2 separate regions of the Homo sapiens genome follow, and region 2 is linked to region 1. The links are chromatin loops, found by intact Hi-C in ENCODE. Cell type or tissue: psoas muscle. All regions are shown on one strand. Each heading gives the region's core, and the rest is flanking DNA. Links, peaks and the distances in the headings are about the cores only. Region 1 has its middle 9.2 kb from the start of ASB8. Region 2 holds the start of SENP1 (SUMO specific peptidase 1).

What was found. Peaks named below come from ENCODE experiments on the same cell type or tissue, not always from the same donor. Only the 100,000 strongest peaks of a DNase experiment are listed, where the experiment ranks them.
Region 2: a loop joins it to region 1, with 2.5 times the contacts of the local background. A loop is called at or near these places in 74 of 110 quality-filtered maps.

Annotation. Positions count from the first base shown.
Region 1 is chr12:48,162,244-48,171,149 of GRCh38, reverse strand. It overlaps the pseudogene PHB1P18. Among named protein-coding and RNA genes, the nearest start is that of ASB8, 9.2 kb to the right of the region's middle. RefSeq lists silencers at 5,730-6,024, 5,790-6,084. In psoas muscle, for the core only: a CTCF peak has its summit at 5,858 (motif pointing right); no DNase peak of the experiment used is centred there; H3K4me3 peaks cover 2,326 bases; H3K27ac peaks cover 3,082 bases.
Region 2 is chr12:48,100,558-48,110,369 of GRCh38, reverse strand. It overlaps SENP1 (SUMO specific peptidase 1), which reads left to right and starts at 4,291. Exons shown (of 18, transcript NM_001267594.2): 1 at 4,291-4,342; 2 at 8,854-8,901. The coding sequence starts at 8,898. It also overlaps a transcript of PFKM not described here. RefSeq lists enhancers at 3,545-4,418, 4,704-4,913, 4,419-5,294 and a silencer at 4,424-4,563. In psoas muscle, for the core only: no CTCF peak of the experiment used is centred there; a DNase peak (open chromatin) is centred at 4,299; H3K4me3 peaks cover 2,791 bases; H3K27ac peaks cover 2,576 bases.

The sequences.
Region 1 (8,906 bases), core at 907-8,906:
AGAGTCTCACTTTGTTGCCCAGGCTAGAGTGCAGTGGTGTGATCTCAGCTCACTGCAACCTCTGCCTCCCAGGTTCAAGTGATTCTCCCGCCTCAGCCTCCCAAGTAGCTGGGATTACAGGCATGCAACAACATGTTCGGCTAATTTTGTATTTTTAGTAAAAATGGGATTTCACCATGTTGGCCAGGCTGGTCTTGAACTCCTGACTTCAGGTGATCCACCCACCTCAGCCTCCCAAAGTGCTGTGATTACAGGCGTGAGCCATCGTGCTGGCCTCTCCCATTTCCATCCATTTCCTTCCCTACTCTTGTGTAGATAACCATTTTTATTACTTTTATATTTACTAGTCTTTTATTGCTTTTGTCTTTCCAATGCTTCATTTTGCACGAAAGTAGCTTCTCATAAAATATTGTGGCTATCATTCTAGAGCAACACATACATATATTCCTCATGTTTATGGGTTCATAGTACTCCACTATATACTACAGTTTATTTAACCACTCAACTGCTCCCCTATTGATGGATATTTGGGGATTTTCTAGACTTGTGTCATTCAAAATACCACAATGAATACTAGCCTTGTGTATATATTATTTCTTTTTTTTTTTTTTTTTTTTTTTGAGATGGAGTCTCGCTCTGTCACCCAGGCTGGAGTGCAGTGGCGCGATCTCGGCTCACTGCAAGCTCCTCCTCCCGGGTTCACGCCATTCTCCTGCCTCGGCCTCTCCGAGTAGCTGGGACTTAAAGGCGCCTGCCACCACGCCCAGCTAATTTTTTGTATTTTTAGTAGAGATGGGGTTTCACCGTGGTCCCGATCTCCTGACCTCGTGATCCACCCGCCTTGGCCTCCTGAAGTGCTGGGATTACAAGGGTGAGCCACCGCACCAGGCCGTGTATATATTATTTCAAATTTGTACAGAAGTACTTTTAGTGTAGAGTCCCCAAAAATATCATTGCTGGGTTAAAGGACAGATTAATCCATTTGTAATTTTGCTAGATTGTACTAAATTCCCTTCCTTAAGGACTATATCACTCTATACTTCTACCAGTAGCATATCACTGTGTCTCTTTTCCCTAGAGTTTTAGCAACAAAGTGTACTCTCAAACTTTTGAATTTTTGCCAACATAATAAGAAATGCTGTTTCAATGTAATGTAATTTGCCTTTCTTTTTTCAGTGAGTTGTGCATGTTTTACTATTTTAAGGGCCACTTGCATGAATTGTTTCTATCTGTTCATGTCTTGTGCTCATTTTTCTACTGGATCTGTGTCTTTTTATTTCTCAGAGCTCCTGTAAATTAGGGAGATTACTTTTTATTCTGTTGTAAAAATTGCGATTGTTTTGTCCAGTGACTCATTTGTCTTTGGCTTTGCTTATGGTATTTGGGCTATACATTTTTAAAAAAACAATATATAATAGAATTGGGTGGCTGGGGAATTCATGTGTAGATCAGAGTGGAAGCAGGTGTGAGAGGGTCCAGCAGAAGAAAACATGGCAGCCAAAGTGTTTGAGTCCATCGGCAAGTTTGGCCCGGCCTTTGCTGTTGCAGGAGGCGTGGTGAACTCCGCCTTATATAATGTGTATGCTGGGCGGCAGAGCTGTCATCTTTGACCGATTCCGTGGAGTACAGGACATTGTGGTGGGGGAAGGGACTCACTTTCTCATCCCATGGGTACAGAAACCAATTATCTTTGACTGCCATTCTCCACCTCGTAATGTACCAGTCATCACTGGTAGCAAAGATTTACAGAATGTCAACATCACACTGCGCATCATCTTCCGGCCCATCGTTAGCCAGCTTCCTCGCATCTTCAGCATCGGAGACGACTATGATGAGCGTGTGCTGACGTCCACCACGACCAAGGTCCTCAAGTCAGTGGTGGCTAGCTTCGATGCTGGAGAAGTAATCACCCAGAGAGAGTTGGTCTCCAGGCAGGTGAACAACGACCTTACGGAGCGAGCAGCCACCTTAGGGCTCATCCTGGACGACGTGTCCTTGACACATCTGACCTTCGGGAAGGAATTCACAGAAGCGTTATAAGCCAAACAGGTGGCTCAGCAGGAAGCAGAGAGGGCCAGATCTGTGGTGGAAACGGCTGAGCAGCAGAAAAAGGCAGCCATCATCTCTGCTGAGGGCGACTCCAAAGCAGCCGAGCTGATTGCCAACTCACTGGCCACTGCAGGAGACGGCCTGAGTTGCCCAAGCTGGAAGCTGCGGAGGACATCGCGTAACAGCTCTCATGCTCTCGGAGCATGATCTACCTGCTGGCGGGGCAGACCGTGCTCCTCCGGCTGCTCCAGTGAGGGCCTGCCCACTCTGCCTGCACCTCCGCGGGCCAATTGAGCCACAGCCCCGATGATTCTTAACACCGCCGCCCACCCCCTCCACCCCAAAAATCACTGTGAAATTTCATGATTGGCTTAAAGTGAAGGAAATAAAGGTAAAATAACATATATATATACATATATATGTAATAGAATTGACTAGTCTTTTATTGATTCTGGGTTTTGAGACATAGGAATGCTTTGCCCGCTATTCCCAGGGATGCATGGGTAGTTTACACAGAAATCTACACGTGCCTTCTTCTAGACTTGAAGAGTTTCCATGTAGTCATGTTTAGCTAACGAAGCCACGTGGAGTTTTTCTTGGATGTGCAGTATAAGCTATGGATCCAATGTTACCTTCTTCCACATGGTACCCAGTTGTCTCAACAGCATATATTTTTAAAGTCCATTTTTCACATTGTTTTATAATGTCTAACATACATTAAATTTTTATATGTACTTAGATTGATGCCTAGACTTTCTACTATGTTCCATTAGTGTGTCTGTCTATATGCACCAATTTTATACTAGTTTGATTATGAAGGTTTTGTAATATCTTAAATGTCCGATAAGACTGGCCCCTCCTCATTGCTCTTCTTTTCAGGACTTTCTTGGATATTCTTGTTATTTCTTCCATATGAACTTAAGAATCAATTTGTATAACTAAAAAACAAAGTGAAACAAAAAAACCCTTGGCTTTTTTATTGGAATAATGTTAAATTTACAAATTCACTTAGAATGTCTTTCATTTTTTTCAGGTCTGTTTTATGTCTCTGAAGCTATTATATTAATAGTTTTCCTCATAGGCTTTACATATTTCTTTTACCTTTATACCTAGGAGTTTTGTAATTGTGGTCACTATTACCAATTGGCTCTTGATTCCATATTATTTTCTAACTGGTTCATCCTTGTATCTTACGTGTGAAGCCTGTTGACTTCTGTATATAGCTTTTATATTCTGCTACCATATAGATTCATCTTTTTGTTTGTGTAGTTTATTCATTGATTTGCTTTTGTTATCTAGGTATACCTATATCATCAACAGTTTTCACACATCCAATAGGTTTCTTTTGTAAAAATGCATTGGCAAATACCTCCAACATCGTGTTAATGTTACAGTAATGGTGGGTATCCTTGTCTTGTTTCAGACATTAACAGGAATGCCTCCAGTGTTTTCCTATGAAAATAGTAAGATGATGATAAACAAGATGCTGTATGATGTTAAGAAAATTATCTCCCATTCTTCTTTTGTAACTTACTTTTATAGGAAATTCAACTTTAATTTTTTCAAATGCTTTTTCAGCACCTAGGAAGATAATTACAGGACTTTCCTTCTTAGATATAATTATATTAATTATATTAATGAATTTCCTAACATTGGACCATCTTTACCTTCCCAAAACAGTTTCTACTTTGTCATGACATACTGTGCTGTCTAATTCAATTTGCTAATTTTTTTAAGCATTTCTGCCTATGATATTCATAAATGATATTGGTTTGTAATTATCTCTTTTGTATAATCTTTATTAGGTTTTGGTTTCAATGCTATATTTATGTCATTAAAAATTTTTGAATTGGGATAAGGGGTCTTCAAAGAATATCATTTTAAACCATCTTGGACACTTTTAGAAAGAGATATATATATAGGCCAGGCATGGTGGCTCATGCCTGTAATCCTAGCACTTTGGGAGGCTGAGGTGGATAGATCACCTGAGGTCAGGAGTTTGAGACCAGCCTGGCCAACATGGCAAAACCCTGTCTCTACTAAAAATACAAATATTAGCTGGGCGAGGTGGCATGCCCCTGTAATCCCAGCTACTAGGGAGACAGAGGCAGGAGAATCACTTGAACCTGGGAGGCGGAGTTTGCAGTGAACTGAGATGGCGCCACTGCACTCTAGCCTGGGCAGCAGAGCAAGACTCCATCTCAAAAAAAAAAAAAAAGAAAGAAAGATATATACACAGAGTCTCTCTCTCTCTGTTGCCCAGGCTGAAGTGCAGTGGCACCATCTCAGCTCACTACAACCTCCGCCTCCTGGGTACAAGCGATTCTCCTGCCTCAGCCTCCTGAGTAGCTGGGATTACAGGCACTCATCACCACGCCCGGCTAATTTTTGTATTTTCAGTAGAGGCAGAGTTTCACCATGTTGGCCAGGCTGGTCTCGAACTCCTGACCTCAAATGATCCACCCACCTGGGCCTCACAATGTGGTGGGATTACAGGTGTGAGCCACTGCGCCCAGCCTAGGAGTCATTCTTGACCACAATACCCTTCTCCAACTTGTAACCAATCACCAAGTTCTATCAGTCCTAACACTAAAATATTTCAAATTCACCCCCTTCTCTCCCTTTCTATGGCCACCACTCAAATCTAAGCCTGCTTGACTTTTTGTCCAGATCACTTAGGCTGCTGTTTTCTCTATTTTAATCCTTGCCTTGGCTCCACTATAATCCATTCTTCTTTAAAAAGTCAAAGTGGTCCTTTAAAAACACACATGTGGTCATGTCACTTGAATAAAACCTGTTGATAGGCTTCTTGTTCTTTTGGGATACAGTTCAGAATCCTTAACATGTCCCCCAAGACCGCACCTGATCTGGAGCCTCCCTACCTTTCCAGCTTCTTGTCTTCTCATTCTGGCCTCTTCCTTGTCTTCCAGGTTCCTAAGCTCTTTCCTCCTTAGGGTCTTTGAATACCCTGACCCTGCTCCATTGGCTGGGAGGCCCCCTCCCCACACCTCCACACCTTTGACCTGGTTGTTTCCACCCATCTTCCAGGTCTATGCTCAGGGAAGCTTTTCTTGACCTCCCAGCCTGAATTAGGTCCTCTACTGAATCATCCTATTACCCTCTCTACTATTTCTCTTTGTTTATTTGGGCACTATAACAAAAGTACTGTAAACTGGGTGTCTTGTAAACAACAGAAATTTATTTCTCACAGCTCTGGAGGCTGGGAAGTCCAAGAAATCCCAGATGTTGGTGTCTGGTGAGGCCCCACTTGCTCATAGATAGAACTTTCTCACTGTGTCCTCATATGGTGGAAGGGGCAAAGTTCCCTCTTTTAGAAGGGCACTAGTCTCATCACGAGGACTGTGCTCCTATGACCTAATAACCTCCTTCATGAAGGCCCCACCTCTTAATACTGTCACCTTGGGGGGTGGTTAGGATTTCAACATATGAACTTTGAGATGACATAAATAGTCAGTCCATTGCACTTTTCCTTTACAGAAGTCATCACTATTGTGACTATTTAGGCATACAGGTGACTATCTAATATTTGTTTCTCACATCAAACTGTAATTTTCCTAGTGATCAGGACCATATTTCTCTTGATCTTAGCTGGCTGGATCTTTAGTGTCTATCACAACAAACAGCACAGTGACAGAACTTAATAAGTATTTGTTGAATTAATGGGTGAATTAATCAATCAACCAATTAATGATATAATCAAAGACTCAATGAATGAACCAAGAACGAATCATTCAACTTTGGGCAAGAAGCAAGAAGGAGCAAATGCTCTACTTGCCCTCCAGGGGGAGACACACTCCCATTAGAAATAGCATAGACCCAGGTGAGCAGAAAATTCTGACATTGATTGTAATTTGCTTCTCAAATGGATTCAGAGAACCAGATCTTTTTTCTTTTCCTTTCTTTTCTCTTTGTCTTGCTCATAGAACTCTCCAGATTAATCTGGACCACCCAATTGTACCAAGCAAGTAGTCATTTCCTCTGTAATTTCCCTCCCCTGGACGACATTAACTCTCCTACCAGTTTGTCCCCTTCAGTCTTGATTTGCTAGGTAATTTAGCTATAAATGCCTACATTCTTGGAAAAATAGTATCATATATATATATAATTTCAGTATTATCATTAAAATTGTTATTTGTATTTTTACTGTACTTTTTTTTTCAAAATCCTTCAGGCAATTTTTCTCTATGAAGACTGAAAATGTTTTATAATTGCTCTGATAGTGGAAAATATTGGTAGACTATATGACCAAAAATAATAACAAAATATTGATTAAAAGCCAATTTTTAAAAAATAGATAATTCATAAAATTTCCCAAGCCCTGGGGAAAGTTAAAAGGAAAAAAAAAAAAGAGTAGAGTTTGGCTATTGAGCGCATGTCTGCCTCTGAGCAGTTTCTGAAAGAAGTCCTTGTTTAATCCTGATGGCATGTCTTGGGAGAGTATCCCTGCTGCACATTAATACTGTTCTTTTCTTTGCTGAATTACTTTCTCTAGTACAAGGTTTAAGCATATGAAAGGTTTCATGAGACTTACATTATGTTTCCTCTGAACTTTCTTTTTCTTTGCTCTAGTTCCAAAGCTTCCTTTTCAATTTTTCTACGTCAGGGACTAGGACATAGAGGCACTCCACTATTCCCATTTTTGGGAGATCTGTTCATTTTAGTTCAATTCCATTGTATTTATTAAATAACTATTGTGTGTTTAGAACTGTGCAATGACAAAAGAGATGAGTATAGAAATCTAAATCTCTGCTCTTTTAAAGGCGCCACAATGTAACTGGGAGGATGAGATATTTGGTAACCTCCTTGAACAAATATAAAATCATATAAAGATGACATGTCAACATTTATGTAGTTTACAAAACCACTTTTCACAAATGTGGTCTAGGTTTTATGAAATTAACTTTTGGAGTAGGTGTTAATACTCTCATCCCATTGTACAACTGAGACTCAGGTAAAGTATTACTTACTTTAGTAAGTAATTTTACTTTTACTTATAAAAGTACTTACTTTTACAAGTAAAGTAACTAGAGCTACTATCAGAACTGGAATCTTGGTCTTTATGAAGTTTGCATAATATTACATTATTTCTAAATATGAGGAATGTGCTATAAGTGATAGTCCTAAAAATTGAACAAATTCAAAGTAAAGTAAAATATTCCATTATTGAAAGAAAGCTATTTTTTCCCAACTAGCCAACTAGTCTGACACTTGGATCTTATTTTTTTACCCTATTTTGTAAACATTGACTGATTCCCTCTCTTTCCTTCACTCTTAGGGTATCTCAAACTCCCTTTTGGTTTGTTTCTTTTTCTTTGTTGATGGAGAACTTATTTGAAAGGGGTCCCTTTTTACTTAACTTGCTTTTTTCTAGGAAGGGTGTCAGGGAAACGTTGCCATCAACATTAGCCAGGCAACCCCTGATAGAGAAGGATGGGGCCTTTAAGACAGGGGAGTATTTGATAATTTCTGGCCAGAGATTTTAAAAGCTGTTGTGAAATGCTTCATGTTACCACTTAGAAGCTTGCAATGCAGAATTCCTCTCCCCCAGCACACTGTCACTCTGAAAGATCCACTCAAAATCAGGAAAGGGTATGGAGCCAGCCAAGTGAATAAAGGTTTTTTACTCCAATTAGGAGTTGCTCAAAAGCCTGTGGCCATTCAGTACTGGCAAGACTCAAAGGGCAAGACACCCAGGTCTGTAAACTGGGATACCCCGTACCCGCAGAGTCTGGATACTAATACTGCTGAACAGTGATAGCAGCAATCATTACAGGCAAAACATCATTATCAAATTTCCAGATCAAGTTTATGCCAAGGTCTGAAAATAGGAACATTCGTCATACTGTTGATCAACATCATCTAATGAGCACTTCTTGAGAGCGGAACTGGAATCAGGAGGGAAGGGAAGAAAAAAAACAGTGGCCTAAAAGTCTTATGGGAGACACAGCACACTAAAACACAAAATTCATGGAATCACTTGTAATCAAAACATCAAGAACAGAAATAACCAACTAAAATATGCAGAGATGGAATCTGAATAGTGAATGCAAGATACATGGGCTGTGATCAAAATACAAGTTTATTTTTTGTCTTTTTCCACTTTAAAAATATTTTTTTTCTTGCCGGGCATGGTGGCTCATGCCTGTAACCTTAGCGCTTTGGGAGGCCAAGGCATGGATCACTTGAGGTCAAGAGTTCAAGACCAGCCTGGCCAACATGGTGAAACCCTGTCTCTACTAAAAATACAAAAAATTAGCTGGGCATGGTGGCAGGCACCTGTAATCCCAGCTTCTCAGGAGGCAGAGGCTCGAGAATTGCTTGAACCTGAGAGGCAGAGGTTGCAGTGAGCCAAGATGGTACCACTGCACTCCAGCCTAGACGACAGAGCCAGACTCCATCTCAAAAAAACAAACAAACATTTTTTATTGGAGGATAATAATCTCCTGCTCCTGAATAGAAAATTGGGAAGATCCCCTGACTTTTTGGTCACTCTTTGATAATTGGCAATCCTTTAAGTAACAGTCACTTTAAACCAAAAAGTCTCGGCCGGCCATGGTGGCTCACGCCTGTAATCCCAGCACTTTAGGAGGCCAAGGTGGGCGGATCATGAGGTCAAGAGATTGAGACCATCCTGGCCAACATGGTGAAACCTCTTCTCTACTAAAAGTACAAAAATTAGGCAGTCATGGTGGTGCCTGCCTGTAATCCCAGCTACTCAGGAGGCTTAGGCAGGGGAATCACTTGAACCTGGGAAGCGAAGTTTGCAGTGAGCTGAGATCGTGCCACTGCACTCTAGCCTGGCAACAGAGCCAGACTTTGTCTCAAAAAACAAAAAA
Region 2 (9,812 bases), core at 782-8,781, 61 kb after region 1:
CTATCATTCTTCAGTGATTTCCCAGAGCTCAAAAGTGTCCATAAGACCTAGAAGGCACTGCACAATCTGGCTCTTACACCACCTGTACAGTTCACTCTCCCGCTATTCCTCCCATCATCAAGTCACATTGGCCCATTCTGCTCTTTCCCGTTTCACAGCCTATTGTCCCCTTTTCTGGAAAGCTCTTCTCTCTTTGCCTGGCTAATGCATACTCATCCCTCAGGTCTTCCTGAGAAAGGTTTTTCTGACTTCTCAGGCCATATTACACCCCCTGTTTTATCCTCTGATTACATGGAGTTATTTTCCTTCATTGCACTAACACCATTCTAGTTATATAACCATGTGTGTGATTGTGTGATTACTGTCTTAGTCCCACAAGACTATAAACTTCATGAGAGCAGACAATGTACCTGTTTTGTTTACTACTTTATTCCCAGTGCCAAGTACAGTACTTGACATAGTATGTGCTCAACACATTCTCTTGGAAGGAAGTCAAAGAAGGAGGAAGAGTAGGAGGGAAGGAGGAAGGGAAGAGGAAAGGATGAGGAAGGAAGCAGGGAGGTAGGCAGAAGAGGAGGAATGGAGGCCTTATTGGTGCTGGGAAAATATTAGATTTCCTTTCTCTAGTAGGAAAGCTGAAAGGGTTAAGAGTGGCCACTTAACTGAGCCACACAGACCCCAGGATTTAAAGGCAGAAGTTGAACATCAGAATTTTGTCCATGAGACAATGCTGAGTTCAAACCACAGAAGCAGGTCCAAATGAGTCATCAGAGCAAAGGGAGTCTGAGGTGAGTTTTAGGTACACCAGAGCAAAAGGAGAATGAAAAAAGCAGGAAAGATGAGGGCAAATAAGAAATAATCTGTACAAATTCAATAAACAATAGGAAAAAACCATCAGCTGGGTTTATTTCTTGCTGCTTTCTATGCAGGGGCAAAGGAAGTCTGATTAAAGGGATGTAGACCACAAACAGTTGCAAAAGGAAGAAAAGAAAAAAGGAAAGAAAAGAAAAAGAAAGGAAGGAAGAAAGAAGGAAGGGAGGGAGGGAGGAAGGAAGGAAGGAAGGAAAAGAAAAGCTGGCTCTGAGCAGTCAGCTGGCTGTTCTCTTCCCTACATCTCTATGGCATCTTATTTTGAACCAAAGTTATTTTGAACCCTACATTTCTATGGCATCTTATTTTGAACCAATTCAACATTTTGAACCAAAATTATTAAGTTCTTAACTTACACATTGTTCCATATTATCTCCCGTCCTTAATCATAAGCTCCTAGGGAACAGGGAAAGTGTCTATTTCATTTTCTCATTTCCTACAGAGTCTAGCCCAATGATTTCAAATAGTGAGTGCTCAAAAATATGGCTAAATACTGATATATATTTCATAAGTGCTAGGAGTTGTTACTTTAATGAAATTATCAACTTTCTGAGGAAAACCTTTTAGTCCTGAGTTCCTTCTGAAAATATAAGAGAGTTGGGGTAAATAATCGCTAAGGCATTTCCAAAGTGTAAGCTATTGGGGCAATGGCAAGGATATGCCTTATACATATGTTTTATAATCTATCATTTCCAGTATATTATTGGGCAAATAGCGGGAACTCAATAAAGGTTTCCAGTGAATTGACTCCAATATAGATGTATTTAAGTTAAGACGAAATACATAGATGTGTTTCTGAAGCTTCATATAAATTGCCTGTGAATTGAACATTTAAAAATACATGAGAAATCTATTATTAAATGGTTTCCTAAGATGAAAATTTTTTACAATATTTAGAATCATTTTGTAAAATAATAACTCATTTAGTCAACTTTCTTAAGTTTCACATATTTATATATCAAGGATGCTGACAATAGGATAAACCAGATTAGTAGTTTACAGTTATGAGCCAATTGATTTAATATTGACCAAATTAAGTTATTCTGCATAGAGATGTGTCTGTTTCCCTACAATTTCCCAGATGATCCATCCCCACCTCTCTCCCTTCTTCCTTTCCCTCCCCATCCCTCTTTCTCTTTCTCTCTCTCTTTCTCTCTCTCTCTGTTTCACACACACACAGACTTTCCCCCTTGGGTCTTATATTTCAGCTTTAGTAGGTCTACGCTGATTTATAATACTATGCATACAACTTTCACTTTCCCATATTCCTTTGAACATTTCTCACTGTTGACCCACATGCCTCACCAGTTTTGAAAACAGGTATGCTTCCCACGGTGTCTGGATCATCCATAGTATCTAGACTCTTCAAGATGTCTGTCTTTGGTGGTGGCTTTGGTATGAGCATGCTGGAAGTAGAAGCTTCCCCAGCTGAGAAACAATAGCTTTAGGTCACCCTCAAGGTGGGATTCTGGGAAGGGAGTGTTCCTTACTCCCTTTCATTTTCCCTATGACTCTGAGCTGTCCAGGGCTTTCTTTCCAAAAATCCAGTGAAAAATTAGAGACGCGATGTACCTCAAAAAGATTCTATTCCCTTGACATACATGGGGGAAAGCAGAACATATAACTAGATACTTTGAGGTGGGGTGGATGAGAAGGCCATTTTTCCTTAGGGCTTGATTTATCTGATAGTTTTGGAGTGTCAGTTATAATGACAATAAAGATTCCCACAGATGAGCCCAGACTGGTCGAAGTAATTCACATAACAACACAATAATGACAAGCTCATGGGATAAATTTTGTTCCCCCCTCAACTCTCAAGTCCTCCTTATCTGCCTGGCATCTATCACAACAAACCAGGTCAAAATCTTACCTGGAAAATACACGACTCAGTGATCAATATTTTATCAAAGTGAGAATGTGATAAACAAGGTCAGTTGACCCCTAAAATCCGTATTTACACTAGAAAGCCTCACATCCTGTATTTAGACTTCTTGTGAGAGAACCCATTCTCTGTCACTGGAGTATGATCAGGAGACAAGGGTACCTGTTCTCTGAGGAGTCCTGACTAACTGGCGAGACTGAATCACACACATGAAAAATTTCAGATGAAACTCGTCTTTATGCATGGCTGCCTCCTAGAAATAGAGACAGAGTTTAATCCAAACGAACAGAGCTGTGAAATAAGATGTCAGTGACTGACATGGACCAGCTACACTCATGACTACTTGGCCTTAGGACTTGACAATATAATATAAAAGTATCAGCACATGAGGCAATACAAATAATCTACTTTGATGTATTTGACAGGGGAGGAAACCCTGAACTCAGCAAGCTGCTGAGAGTATCAGAAAGGCTGGGGGCCTCCAGAAACTGCCCTTCTTTAAGTCTGAGCTCAGACTGTGCCTGTGGCTGTGATCTGGGTGTAAAGGACCTATTAAGGGGGCATTTCTCTAAGACTTCTACAGGGCCTGGGTCCAGAGGCCTGCCAAGCTGAGGTGCTTGACAAAAAGCCTGAATGAACAAACATATTTCTTCCCATTATGTTCTCTTAGAAAGTATGGCAGATTCCAGGTTAATCAATGTGTCCCAGGAACAACAAAGCCCTTCAAAGGTCACAGGTGATTCCTGGGTCCTTCTCTATCTCTACCCAGAAAAGCAGATCTCTAGTGGGCTCCCAAAAGCTTTCCTCACAGCTCTGCCTGTTTCAAATTCCTCCAGAGTTCTGGAAGGTTCTACATCTTGCCAGAGTCTAGCCTAATCCGTCCTCAAGTTGCTTGTTTGTTTGTTTGTTTGCTTGCTGAATGGTCAATCAAGTATGAGGTGGTGCAGAGTACAGGATTGCAAGTTAAGAAACTTGTTTCCTAGTCCTAGATGGGCCGTGCACTTAAAACCTTTGGGAAATCACTTCACTTCTCTGAACCTGGTAAGACTAAAGTATCTCCAATAACCTCTACAAGCACTAACGTTCTGTGATTCTCAATAAAACACGAGATAGCCTGAGATCGATTTAGATCTCAGGTCCCTATCTGTCGGGGGAAGCCACAGGTTTCCGCAGATTTAGGGCCACCGCGAAAAGCTGCCATGGAAACTGGAACGCAAGCAAGCAAAACTCGCCGGGCGGAACCAGAAGGCGGCGGGTAAGGGAGCAGAGGGAACAGAGAAAAGCATAGGACGAAGGGCTCACTAACAGTATTCCGAGTACGAGAAAGCGAAAAAGCCCAGACTGAAAAGGGTACTGAGAAATTACGACTAGTCTTAAATGCTCCCTTCGCTTCTCGGGCCTCGCCACACCGCGCAGGCGCCCCACTGGTCCTTAACTCTGTTCTTTGACCTCCTGCCCCAGCCCCCTCCTCTTCAGCCACCTAGCGACTCTTCCGGTGCTGTGAAGGCGGTTCCGGTTCGCGGCGGTTCCCGGGTTTTGCGTTCCGCGCCCGGCCGGAAACCCCTTCGCATGGCAGCCGGTTCCGGTTCGGTGAGTGGCGGCGGGAAGCTGGGGGAGGGGTGAGGATGGAGGGAGCCTGGTCCAGGAGACTGTGTCGGACCCGGTCAGCCGGCCCGGGCTGGACTGGGCGGAAGCGGGGAGCACTGTGGGGCCGGCGCCTTTTCCTCTGCCCCGCCCCCTGGGACCACCTCCCCTCCCCCCTGCTGTCCGGTGGCCGCGCTGTGGCCGCCGGTGGCCGTTAGGCTACCTGAGGCCGTTCCTTCTGGTCTCTCTCTCCTGGGCCGCGGAGAGACCGTCTCCCTGCCGTTACAGCAGGCCCCATCCCAGCGCCCAGCCGTACTTGGGGAAAGGCCGGTTGCGATTCCGGGGCTTTCCCGCCAGAGCTGGGTCTTCTCTGGGGAGAGCTGTTTTCACCGGGAAGCTCGGCTTTCTGTGGTACCGGCTTCATCTCCCGCCTTCCTTGAGACCCGAGTGATATTTCTTGACTACTTCTGCGTCTCACGTAAACATTTCTCCAACTCTCCTACTCTGTGGTATCTCCCTGAGATGTGATATCGCTAGTGCCACCATCAGAAAGAAACGTCTGGACCCTCCTGCTCAGGTTATGAAAATCCCCTTAACTGCCACAATTTGCTTACCTGGCTCATCGCCTCCTGGTAATTCCCTTGAACCGTCTCTTTCTTGGTGTACCCTAACGTGATCTCTGGATCTATGCCTCGTTTCTCTTTCCTTGAGCTTGGTGATTTCTGTTTATCGGTGCCTGTGCAGTATTTCCACTATCTTGTTAGCAGTAACTTGCTTCTTTATCACTTTCAAGTCAGCCTTGTTAAAGTCATTTTACTTCATATTTGGTACACTTATTATATTTGGAGTGGTGGTGATTCTTGTAATATTCATATAAAGCCTTTTATCTACTACCAACTATTTGACTGAGGGTCTTTGTTATAATTGGTTATTCTGGATGTATTAGATCTCATCATCTCCTAAATCTTTATTCTTCATAAAAATAATTTGTGTTAAGGACTCATGTTGAAATACAGATTACCCTGACTTTGAAATTACAGTTAAAGCGCAACTTTAAGCATCTCTATAAGCATGATCCCTTAACCTACTTCCAGTTTACACTCTACCACCCTTTATTTTTCCTCTCTAGTCCCTTTTAGGAAGGCTTATTCATTTTTAACTGACTTCAATTAATTATCCCAACTGCAAAGATGGTCTTCATGTCACTCATCTAATGAGTTGTCTAGAGGGAGTGGATGGGTACAAAAACAGGTTCTGCTACTTCTGGCTAAGGGAATGCAGTTGTTGACTTGCATTGCGGCTTTGGAACTCTTGTCCTTTTCTTCCCAACTTCTACATCTTCTATCAGTTGTACCAGCTCTACTGTCTTGCGGTACCTGTTTATGGATCTGGCTTTCCCTACTGGACAGTGAGCTGCTCAGTGGCAGGGACCCTTTCTTAATGCACGTAGTCGGTGCACAGTAAATGAATGTGTATGAAAGAATTTGAACACTTAGGGTTTACGGCGTTAGAGTGTTAAGGTATTTAAGGTGTTAGAGTGATTGGGAGAGATTACATGTAAAAATAGAAGGAAAGAACCTCAAACACATGACGATATAGTACAAACTATTGTACACATAATTGTTTTTCAGAACTTGGAAAAGGGTGATTTCACATGGTTGCTTTCACACCCTTCTTATATCATAAATTGTTCTAACCACATCTTGGTCCTGGATAAAGCTAACATTGCGTCTCTCTCTCTCTCTCTCTCCCTCCCTCCGCCCCCCCCCCCCCCCCCGTCTCTCTCTCTCTCTCTCTCTATATATATTTTTTTCTTCTTTTTTTAGACAGAGTCTCGCTCTGTCACCCAGGCTGGAGTGCAATGGCTTGGTCTTGTCTCACTGCAACCTCCGCCTCCCGGGTTCAAGCGATTCTCCTGCCTCAGCCTCCCGAGTAGCTGGGATTATGGGTGCCTGCCACCATACCTGGCTAATTTTTGTATTTTTCGTAGAGACAGGGTTTCACCATGTTAGCCAGGCCGGTCTTGAACTGCTGACCTCGTGATCTGCCCACCTCGGCCTCCCAAAGTTCTGGGATTACAGGTGTGAGCCACCGTGCCCAGCCTCAATATATATTTTCTAGTAACTTCCTTGCAGCCCTAGACATTGTCTTTCATAATCCCCTTTTTGCATATATGTAAGGTTATAAGTGTTTCACCGCAGTTGTCAAGACTGTGATCTTTTTTGTTCTTTCAGGTTTCCCATTATCTTGTGTTCCACTACTAACCTGACTTCATCTGAATGTCTGTAACAGCTTATGTTCTTTCAGTAAATTACATGACCAGTGTATACTAGGAAATGAATTATTAGAATCATTTTTTTTAAAAAGAAAACATTTTTACAGTTGCTTGAATTTGGTGGCATCAGAGGTTCCAGATCCAACATTTTCATGGAGAATCTTGGGGTAAAATATTCCTTCTCCCAATGTAACTGCAAGTGGCTAAAAGAATGTACCATAAGCACACTGAAGTAGCTGGATGTATTTGTAGTAAAATATAAATGTGGGGTTTTAATTATTTAAAATTATAAATCAGTGTGGATTCCCCAGGGTTAGTGAGGGATTACTTTTAAATTGCCAGTGTGTATTAATCTTTGAGGTTGTGTTAAAGGATTTGAAGTTGTATAATGTTTGAAATGTGCATTTGCCCTGGAGTCAGGATACATGGATTCTTGTCTTCTTTTTGCCCCATCTGTGTGATTTCAGGGAAGTCACTTAACCTCTCTGGATATAATCGGTAAAATTCTTTGAATTTCTAGCTTCCTTTTCTCTTCACATCTATCCCAACAAAATGCAAGGAAATTGACATGGGATTATTCTGTTGGGCACCAAGCTTTTAAGTTGGCATTCTTCTTAATAATAATTTTAAAAAGGCTAGTAATGACAATTATGAAGCAACTTTAAAATGTCAAAAAAGTGTTGCTAATATATTAGTTGATAAGATTTTTTCCCCCTTAATCTGGAACCCAAGGGAGTCTACTCTATTAAAGAAGAAAGAAGGGGAAAGAATAACCTGAAGAATTTTTAGTAAAGAAGCCTTTTAAGTTGAGCATTTGGAAATATATTTGAAGCATAAATCTAAGGCTTAAATTCTTTAGGGATCCTTCCTGGCAAGACTAGGTAATCAGATAATTACTCTGCTTAGTCTATAGCTATGCCAAGAAAACTTTTTTTTTTTTTTTTTTTTGAGACGGAGTCTCGCCCTGTCGCCCAGGCTGGAGTGCAGTGGCCAGTGGCGTGGTCTCGTACGCCAAGAAAACTTTAAGCTGCCTTCCTTTGTGTGACTTTCATTATTGTGACCACAAAGAATGCCTATTATCATCATCCAGCCTCATGAATACATTGAAGCCCTAGTATTGCTATGTGGTTGATGAAGTGCTTAATATTTTTTAAAAATATGGTTATAAGATTATAAATATATATAGGTGTGACTATTACCATCCCTAGTAGCCTCCTCCTCTTGGAAATCTACCAAGACCATATGTGCCGAGGATATGTTTATTAACCTAGTTCCAAGCAGTTTGGTTGTGTTTTTGTGTTTGGTTTTTTTTTTTTTTTTTTTTTTTGAGACAGAGTCTTGCTCTGTCGCCCAGGCTGGAGTGCAGTGGCATGATCTCGGCTTACTGCAACCTCTGCTTCCTGGGTTCAAGCAATTCTTCTGTCTCAGCCTCCTGAATAGCTGGGATTACAGGCACGTATCACCACACCTGGCTAATTGTTGTATTTTTAGTAGAGATGGGTTTTCACCATGTTGGCCAGGCTGGCCTCCAAGTCTTGACCTCCTTGGCCAAGTGATCTGCCCTCCTCGGCCTCCCAAAGTGTTGGGATTACAGGCGTGAGCCACTGCACCCGGCCAGCAGTTTGGTTTTTAACATCTTTATTTTGTGGAAAAAGTGGATACATCAGAGGAGACAGTAATTTTTATATAGGCAAAGGGGCTTTGGTTTGTAGCAGTTTGATTGATGATGTTGGGGGAAGTACTTTGTATTACTCCAGAGTAGTTCTTGATTGTCATTAGAGTATCAGGCTACTGAGTAAGACATGGAAGAAAAGTCTTAATAGGACCATCACAAAGTCTGTCACTTGTTTATGAAGTGATTTAGCATGAGGTAATAGAACAATGGATTGGGAAGAATTTCTAGGTTATAATTTCGGTGTAGTTGCTAACATTATGACTTTATGCAAACCACTCAGTCTCTTAAGGGTTGGCGCTCCCAATTTGCTTCTTGCTTTAATATTCTGTGATTCTGTGCGTAGTCTGTAATTGCTGTTTAATGTAGTACAGGTTGCAGAAATGTTTGGAAGTACCTCAAGCTAGTTTTAGTTTTTACTCTTTTCCCATCAAGTCAACTCTTTACCACCTTAGATTTTTCTCCACTAAGAACACAAACAAATGTCACTTCTAGTGGCTGCACCTTCTAAAATTAAGTGAAGTAGGTGTTTCAGTATGTAATTTTTCTGTTTTGTGTCTTCTTTTATAGGACTTTGTATCTTTGCTAAAGTCAGTGATGTGAAAAGACTTGAAATGGGTAAGACTAACTAGCTGTTGAATCCTTTTAGCTACTTTCATTGGTTAAGCTGTAGTGAAAGAATGGGTTTTCCTAACATTTTCAGTATTTGTATCTTTGTGCTTAATAATAATTTTAAGAGAAATTTTAATCCTAATTATGTAATACTATATACCAAACAAAATTATTATTATTGCTATTTTTGAAACGTAGTCTTGCTCTGTCACCCAGGCTGGAGTGCAGTAGCACAATCTCAGCTCACTGCAACCTCTGTCTCCTGGGTTCAAGCAATTCTCCTGCCTCAGCCTCCCAAGTAGCTGGGATTACAGGCATGTGCCACCACGTCCGGCTGATTTTCGTATTTTTAGTAGAGACGGGGTTTCGCCATGTTGGCCAGGCTGGTCTCAAACCCCTGACCTCAGGTGATCGGCCCACCTCAGCCTCTCAAAGTGCTGGGATTACAGGCATGAGCCACCGCACCCAGCCCACATAATTATCTTTTGGTTAGAACATTGTTTATATGCTCATTTAGGAGTATTATCTCATTGATTGTATTGAAAAAGTTAAGTATACCCTAGCAAACATTTACTGTGTACTAGACCCTGTTCTAAGTATTTAAAATATATTGGTTCATTTAATCCTTATAACCATCTTACAAGGGTACCTAATAGTACCTACCAAGTAGGTTACTGTTGTTATCCCTATTATATCACAAGGAAACTGAGACACAGAAGTTAAGAAGCTCGCCTAGAGTCATGTACTATAACTGGCTGAGCCAGGATTTAAACCTAGGCACTCTGGTTCTAGAGTTTTCTAGAGTTCTCGTTCTTTTTTTTTTTTTCTCTTTTTTCTTTTGAGACGGAGTCTCGCTCTGTCACCCAGGCTGGAGTGTAGTGGTATGATCTCAGCTCACTGCAACCTCTGCCTCCTGG